2 separate regions of the Homo sapiens genome follow, and region 2 is linked to region 1. The links are chromatin contacts, found by Hi-C or POLR2A ChIA-PET in ENCODE. All regions are on one chromosome and are shown on one strand. The core of a region is the stretch at or near the end of the contact, and the rest is flanking DNA. Distances in the headings are between cores, read along the strand shown. Region 1 overlaps SLC43A1 (solute carrier family 43 member 1). Region 2 overlaps SMTNL1 (smoothelin like 1).

Region 1 (3,432 bases), core at 27-2,526:
GGAGGATTGCTTGAGCCCAGGAGTTCAAGACCAGCCTGGTGGTCAACATAGCAAGACCCTATCTCTAAAAAATATATATATATATAAAATATAATATAAATATATATATAATTTATATATAAAAAATAATATAATATATAATATAATATATAATAATATAATATATATAATTTTGTGTATATATATATATATATATATATATATATATATATATAAAAAAATAAGCCAGGCATGGTTGTGCACACCTGTATTCCCAGCTACTCAGGAGGCTGAGGCAGGAGGATCACTTGAGCCCAGGAGGTCAAGGCTGCAGTGAACTATGATTGCACTACCGCACTCCAGCCCAGGCAACAGCAATACCCTGTCTCTATTTTACAAAAAAAAAAAAAAAAAAAAACCTGGCAGGGCACGGTGGCTCACACTTGTAATCCCAAAACTTTCGGAGGCTGAGGCAGGAGCATCATGAGGTCAGGAGTTCGAGACCAGCCTGGCCAACATGGTGAAACCCCGTCTCTACTAAAGATACAAAAATTAGCCGAGCATGGTGGTGCACGCCTGTAGTCCCAGCTATTTGGGAGGCTGAGGCAGGAGAATTGCTTGAACCCGGGAGGCGGAGGTTGCAGTGAGCCAAGATCATGCCACTGCACTCCAGCCTGGGCAACAGAGTAAGGCTCCATCTCGGGGCGGGGGGGAAAGAAACAAAAGAAAAAAACTCTGAAGCACTCACTATGGGCTACATACTTGACATTTATTACCCCATTTAATAAAATCTTACAACAACCCTATCCTTATCACATTTTACTGATGAGGAAACTGCAGCTCAGGAAGTTAAATGACTTGCTCAAGCTCACAGGGCTGGAAGCAGCAGGTCAGCCTAACTCCAGCTCGTGCCCTTAGCCATGTTGCCCTCTGAGAATCGGCACTGGGGGTAACCACCCTCAAACTGCACACCGTTTTGCACTTTACAAAGAGCTTCCACACCCATGGTGTCATTCAATCATCACAACTAACTTTACAGTTTGTGGGGTGCTTTTAGTGCTAGTTTAAGAGGTAAGGAAATCAAGAGCAAGGTTAGGTGATCTACACAAGTCACATAGCCTATAACTGGAGAGCAGGACTCAAACTCCTCAACTCCCGCTCCTGACTCCAAGGAGCTCCTTCCACTTATCATGGAGCTGGCGGTCCTGGGATCTTCATGTACCCTCCTGAGAAGCAGCCCAGGCAGGTGCTGCAGCTCCTCCTGTGACCAGCAGGGGGCAAAAGACAGCCAGGTGTGGAGGACCCCTGCCAGGAGGCTCACGGGCCTGGCTGCACCTGATGCAATAAGCTCAGAGGTTGCAAGGGGCCCTGAGGAAACCAGCTACCCGACAGGCCCAGAGACCTTGTCCCCATTTTGGAAGCTCCTCCCTCCCCAATCCCAGGAATCCAGCAGGGTAACCCTGAATCTGAACTTCCCAGCGTTAGCTGAGCTTTGATGTGCCCATCTGTAAATGAGGAGCATGCCCCACCTACATCATGGGGTGTTGTAAGGACTGAAGAGGGGTGCGAATAAATACTCAACCATGAGTGCTCACTGAATATGAGGACCCACCATCACTATCCCCCAAGGCCGGCACCTTGACCAGACACTCACTCTCAGGAAGGTTTTCTGAGGTGCCCCGAACATCCTGGGGTGACATGAAGGCATCCGAACCGTCCTCCAGGCTGGGGGCCTTCTGGCTGAGCCTCTGGCCCATGGTGGTCACATGGGTGTAGAAGAGGTCACCTGTCACCTTGTGGTCCAGGGCCAGCCCACTCAGCTTGATCTTCTTCCTGCAGGCAGCCAGGCCAGAGTGTAGAGGAACCAGTCACACAGAGCCCACCTTCAACGGCCTAGTGCTCGGCGGCCATCCCAGCGGTTTCCAGCACTCCTTTACCCGGCATTGACATGCTCACAAGCTCCTAATGCAGAGCTTCTGTTTCTGTTGCTCAGAGCTTGGCTCAGGGACCAGCTTAGCACAGATGCCAAGTAAATGAAGAGTGGATCAGCTGTTTTTCACTTGGGCTGTTCCCATGGAGGAGGCAGCATTAACACCTCAGACTCCAGAGTCAGACAGCCTGCGTCCAACCTAAGATTCACCCTCCTTTGAATGGCATGACCTTTGGAAAGTCACTTTGTTCCCTGTACTTTTGTTATTAATGGGGTTAATACCCAATCTACATCATACAGCTGTTTGAGGATGGTATAGGGGCTAAGTACAGTGCCTGGCATAACTGTCAGTTCTGTAATGTCACCTTATGTGCTTGGTGTGGAGTATCACCTCTTGCCTCTGCTGAACTGACAGGGGGCTGGAAAAAGTTGGCATTCAGGTGGCTCCACAAAAGATGGGGTGCTTGATTCTTTTATGTCCCTCTTTTTGGGACCACATGGCATCGAGTGCCATTGCTGAGGTGCCTCCTACTCAGATCTCCTCCAAACCCAGAAAGGATGAAAACAGTATTTGTCATTACTTTTTTTTTTTTTTTGAGACGGAGTTTTTGATCTTGTTGCCCAGGCTGGAGTGCAATGGCACGATCTCGGCTCACCGCAACCTCAGCCTCTAGGGTTCAAGTGATTCTCCTGCCTCAGCCTCCTGACTAGCTGGGATTACAGGCATGCACCACCACACCCAGCTAATTTTGTATTTTTAGTAGAGACGGTGTTTCTCCATGTTGGTCAGGCTGGTCTAGAACTCCCGACCTCAGGCGATCCACCCTCTTCGGCCTCCCAAAGTGCTGGGATTATAGGCATGACCCACTGCGCCTGGCCCATTACTTTTAATGGCAAAAACCACAATTACTTTTGCACCCACATAAATAGTTACCATGAGCTGAGCATGGTGGCTCACGCCTGCAATCCCAGCACTTTGGGAGGCTGAGCCAGGCGGATCACTTGAGGCCAGGAGTTCAAGACCAGCCTGGCCAACATGGTGAAACCCCGTCTCCACTAAAAAATACAAAAATTAGCTGGGTGTGGTGGCGCGTGCCTGTAATCCCAGCTATTCAGGAGGCAGAGGTTGCAGTTCACTGAAATCATGCCACTGCACTCCAGCCTGGGCGACAGAATGAGACTCTGTCTCAAAAATAAATAAATAAATAAATAAATATTTACCATGTTTTGACCACCTGTTATGTGCCAACTGTATTACTTAAAAACACCCATGGGAGGCTGGGCACAGTGGCTCACGCCTGTAATCGGACACTTTGGAAGGGCAAGGGGGGAGGATCCCTTAAGGCCAGGAGTTCAAAACCAGCCTAGGTAACACAGTAAGCCCTGTCTCTACAAAAAATAAAAAAATTAACTGGGCATGGTGGTGTGTGCCTGTAACCCCAGCTCCTCGGGAGGCAGAGGGAGAGGTTCGCTTGAGCCCAGCAGTTTTAGGTTGCAGTGAGCCAGGACCAAGACACTACACT
Region 2 (3,531 bases), core at 314-2,813, 54 kb after region 1:
AAGGGGGCCAAGTCCAGGCCATCTGGCTGAGCCTCACTGAGGCCTCCTCTGTGCCCTGCCTGCCATAGCATGTGGACATCCAGAACTTCTCCTCCAGCTGGAGCAGTGGTATGGCCTTCTGTGCCCTCATCCACAAGTTCTTCCCTGACGCCTTTGACTACGCAGAGCTGGATCCCGCAAAGCGCCGGCACAACTTCACCCTGGCCTTCTCCACAGCAGAGTAAGCCACAGCCATGGGCTGGCAGAGCTGGATGGGAGCCTAGGCGAGGACTGGATTCACAGGGGTTGAGTAGTGAGGCAGTTACACCGATGCTGGTGCCACACATTCATGTATCCAACAGACATTTTTTGAGGGCCAGGCACTGTTTCAGGCCCTGGGGATACAGCAGTGGGTGAAAAAGACAAAAATCTCTGCTTGAGTCAAGCGCAGTGGCTCACTTGTATAATCCCAGCACTCTGGGAGGCCGAGGCAGGAGAATCGCTTGAGGCCAGGAGTTTAAGACCAGCCTGGGCAACATAGTGAGACCCCCATCTCTACAAAAAATCAAAAAATTAGCTGGGTATGGTGGTGGATACCTGTGGTCCCAGCTATTCGGGAGGCTGAGATGGGAGGATCACTTGGGCTCAGGAAGTCAAGGCTGCAGTGAGCCATGATTGAGTCACTGCACTCCAGCTTGGGTGACAGAGCAAAACTTTGTCTTTAAAAAAAAATTACAATTTTAAAAAATGAAAGGGAAACTTGCAGTCTGGACTTACAGCTCTAAGTGAATATCAGAAGGGCAAGCAGCTCTGCTCTCACCAAGTGCTCCTGACCTGCAGGCTGTGAACCAACTGTCCTGCTCCTGCAGCTGCCTGGACTCTGGTTCTGAGTCAGGCAGAGCCACTGGAAGGTGGGAGGAGTCATCAGATGACAAAGACAGGCCGACAGGAGGCATCAGGCAGCTGAAAGCCCAGGAGGTCGTGGGGATGTGTGGAGAAGGAGAGAGGAGAATAGAAGCTGAGGTGCCTGGGTTTGAATCCTCCCTGCTTCTCCCTAGCTCTGTGACCCTCGCCAGCTGGCTTAACCTCTCTAGAGGCCCCACATCACAGGGCTTGTTGTGAAGATTAAGTGTGAAGAGGAAAGAGTGTCTGCCACAGTCATCACACCCCACTGCCCATTCCAGAACTCTCCTCCGATTCCCATGGAGTCCGGGGATGAGGGGAGGGAGTGGCCAATGCCGAAGCCCCCAGTGGCGAAGCCCTTCCCCACCCACGCCCCAGGCTCAATGGGAATGAAGGTTTTGCCTCTCCCACGTAGAGGGACAGCACCCTAACCCAAAACCATGGGGCACTGCATTGGTTGCAGGGAGCTTGTCCCATTCTCCAAAATCCTCCAGTGTGTGTCCTTCCCACAGCTCCCAGTCTGGCGTGGATTTTGGCCCTGCAGTCTCAGCCCCAAGGGAGGATTTCCTCTGGGGCCCTGGTTTCTCCTATGCCAGCACCTATGGCTGGCTTTGGTAGGCAGGGACTGCTGAGACCCAGCTTCAGAGAAAGGGTGCCAGAGGTGTCAGACAGGCCCCCGGGGTTGTGTTGCTCACTTTGGCCTTGGGCAAACCACCAAAACACTCTGAGTCTCCGCTTCCTCTTCTGCTGGCTGAGGATGGAGGGGAGGAGTCTATGAGAACGTCCAAGGGGAAGCACCTGATAAAGCATGAGGTGGGCAGGAGGTCCCAACACTGATTAGCTCAGATTGTCGGCCTCAGCAAAGCCAGTGGTGTCACAGAGCCCCAAAGGGCAGCTGCGAAGTTAGAAAAAGAGGACTTGTTGCTAAGTGCCAGCAGCTCCTGAAACACACCAAGCATTCCTGCCTCGGGGCCCTTGCACCTGCTGTTTCCTCTGCCTGGACTCCTTTCCCCAGATGTGCACATGACTTACTCTAAGAGGCCTACCCTGAGCACCCTATTAAAAAATACCACAGCTGGGTGCAGTGGCTCACACCTGTAATCCTAGCACTTTAGGAGACCGAGGCGTGGGGATCACTTGAGGTCAGGAGTTCAAGATCAGCCTGGCCAACATGGTGAAACCTTGTCTCTACTAAAAATACAAAAATTAGCTGGGCGTGGTGGCACACACCTGTAATCCCAGCTACTTGGAAGGCTGAGGCAGGAGAATCACTTGAATCCGGGAAGCAGAGGTTGCAGTGAGCCAAAATCACGCCACTGCATTCCAGCCTGGGCAACAGAGCAAGACTCCATCTCAAAAATAAATAAATAAATACATTAAAAATATATAAAAAATACCAGATCTCCTCCAACATAAGAACATACCCTGTCTCCCTTCCTGCCTTATTTTCCTCCTTAGCACCTCTCACCATCTGATGTACCATCTACTTTGTGTGTTGCTTACTGTCTCCTGCCACAAGAATTTCTATGCCATGAGAGTGCAGAAGTTTTGGTTTTATTCACTGATGAATTCTCAGAGCCTGGAAGAGGGCCTGGCACATAATAGGCTCCTGATAAGTACATAGAGACTGAATGAGTGATGCTCCTGGAGATGCTGCAGCTGCAAGCCAGGACTCTGGCTAGGATTTGGTTTCTGTCCTTTATCTTTTTTTTTTCTTTTTTTTTTTTTTGAGACAGAGTATCACTCTGTTGCCCAGGCAGGAGTGCAGTGGTATGATCTCAGCTCACTGCAACCTCCACCTCCTGGGTTCGAGTGATTCTCATGCCTCAGCCTCCCGAGTAACTGGGAATACAGGTGCCTGCCACTATGCCCAGCTAATTTTTGTATTTTTAGTAGAGATGGAATTTCACCATGTTGGCCAGGCTGGTCTCAAACTCCTGACCTCAGGTGATCCAGCTGCTTCAGCCTCCCAAAGTGCTGGGACTACAGGCATGAGCCACCACACCTGGCCCCTTTAAATTCTTCCTGAGGGGCCTGGTCTAACAGAAGCTCCCCGGTTCCAGAGGACAGATACATACGCATGTGGAAGTGGTGGGTTAATGTAGAACTAGAGACCAGAGGGTCCTGCGCCCATGTGAGGACAATAAGTGCAATGAAAATGTGGGCTTGGAATCAGACCCAGCTGGGTTTGAGTCTTTTTTTATTTTAATTTTTGTTTTTATTTTTTGGAGAAGCTCCCATTCTCTGAAAAGGTCTCACTAGGTTGTCCAGGCTGGTCTCGAACTACTGAGCTCAAGGGATCCTCCCGCCTTGGCCTCCCAAAGTGCTGGGATTATAGGTGTGAGCCACTGTGCCTGGCCTAAAACTCATTATTGAATTATTCACTGGTGTTGGCTTTGGGGTTACCTGTCTACATCCTGTGACCTACCTAAAGGAAGCCACAGCACCTGGCCTGGGTTTGTCTTAACTCTGTTGGGGTCTCAGTTATCTCATCTAGATATATAATGGGATGATTGGCTTAGATGATCTCCCAGCCCCAACATCCCAGCCCATCCTATGGGCTTCGTCATTGCTGGGCTGCCTGCACCCATCCCCTTGGCTCCCATATCCTTCACCTTTGACCTTCTGCTCCTCATTCCACCCCATTCC

What was found. A loop is a pair of places that touch in the nucleus more often than their neighbours do. ChIA-PET counts read pairs that join two places held with the same protein, here RNA polymerase II (POLR2A). Pooled maps may share reads with other maps.
Region 2: a loop to region 1 is called in a pooled map, with 2.2 times the contacts of the local background. The contact joins two enhancer-like sites. A Hi-C loop is called at or near these places in 6 of 168 maps with a recorded cell type or tissue (Caco-2, Right ventricle myocardium inferior, ascending aorta and 3 more), 3 of 37 single-sample maps with no recorded cell type and 11 of 50 pooled maps. POLR2A ChIA-PET finds 5 or more read pairs at or near these places in 20 of 52 experiments (A549, B cell, CD4-positive, alpha-beta T cell and 14 more).

What each region holds. Positions count from the first base shown.
Region 1 is chr11:57,492,360-57,495,791 of GRCh38, forward strand. It overlaps SLC43A1 (solute carrier family 43 member 1), which reads right to left. Exons shown (of 15, transcript NM_003627.6): 8 at 1,634-1,812. Among named protein-coding and RNA genes, the nearest start is that of SLC43A1, 22 kb to the right of the region's middle. RefSeq lists an enhancer at 876-2,075. Within about 2 kb of position 1,277, at least 5 of the 41 ENCODE cell types and tissues checked have a DNase peak (open chromatin) inside an H3K27ac peak, as active enhancers do.
Region 2 is chr11:57,546,433-57,549,963 of GRCh38, forward strand. SMTNL1 (smoothelin like 1) reads left to right here. Exons shown (of 8, transcript NM_001105565.3): 7 at 69-220. Among named protein-coding and RNA genes, the nearest start is that of SMTNL1, 11 kb to the left of the region's middle. RefSeq lists enhancers at 732-801, 1,428-1,497, 1,508-1,567. Within about 2 kb of position 1,564, at least 8 of the 41 ENCODE cell types and tissues checked have a DNase peak (open chromatin) inside an H3K27ac peak, as active enhancers do.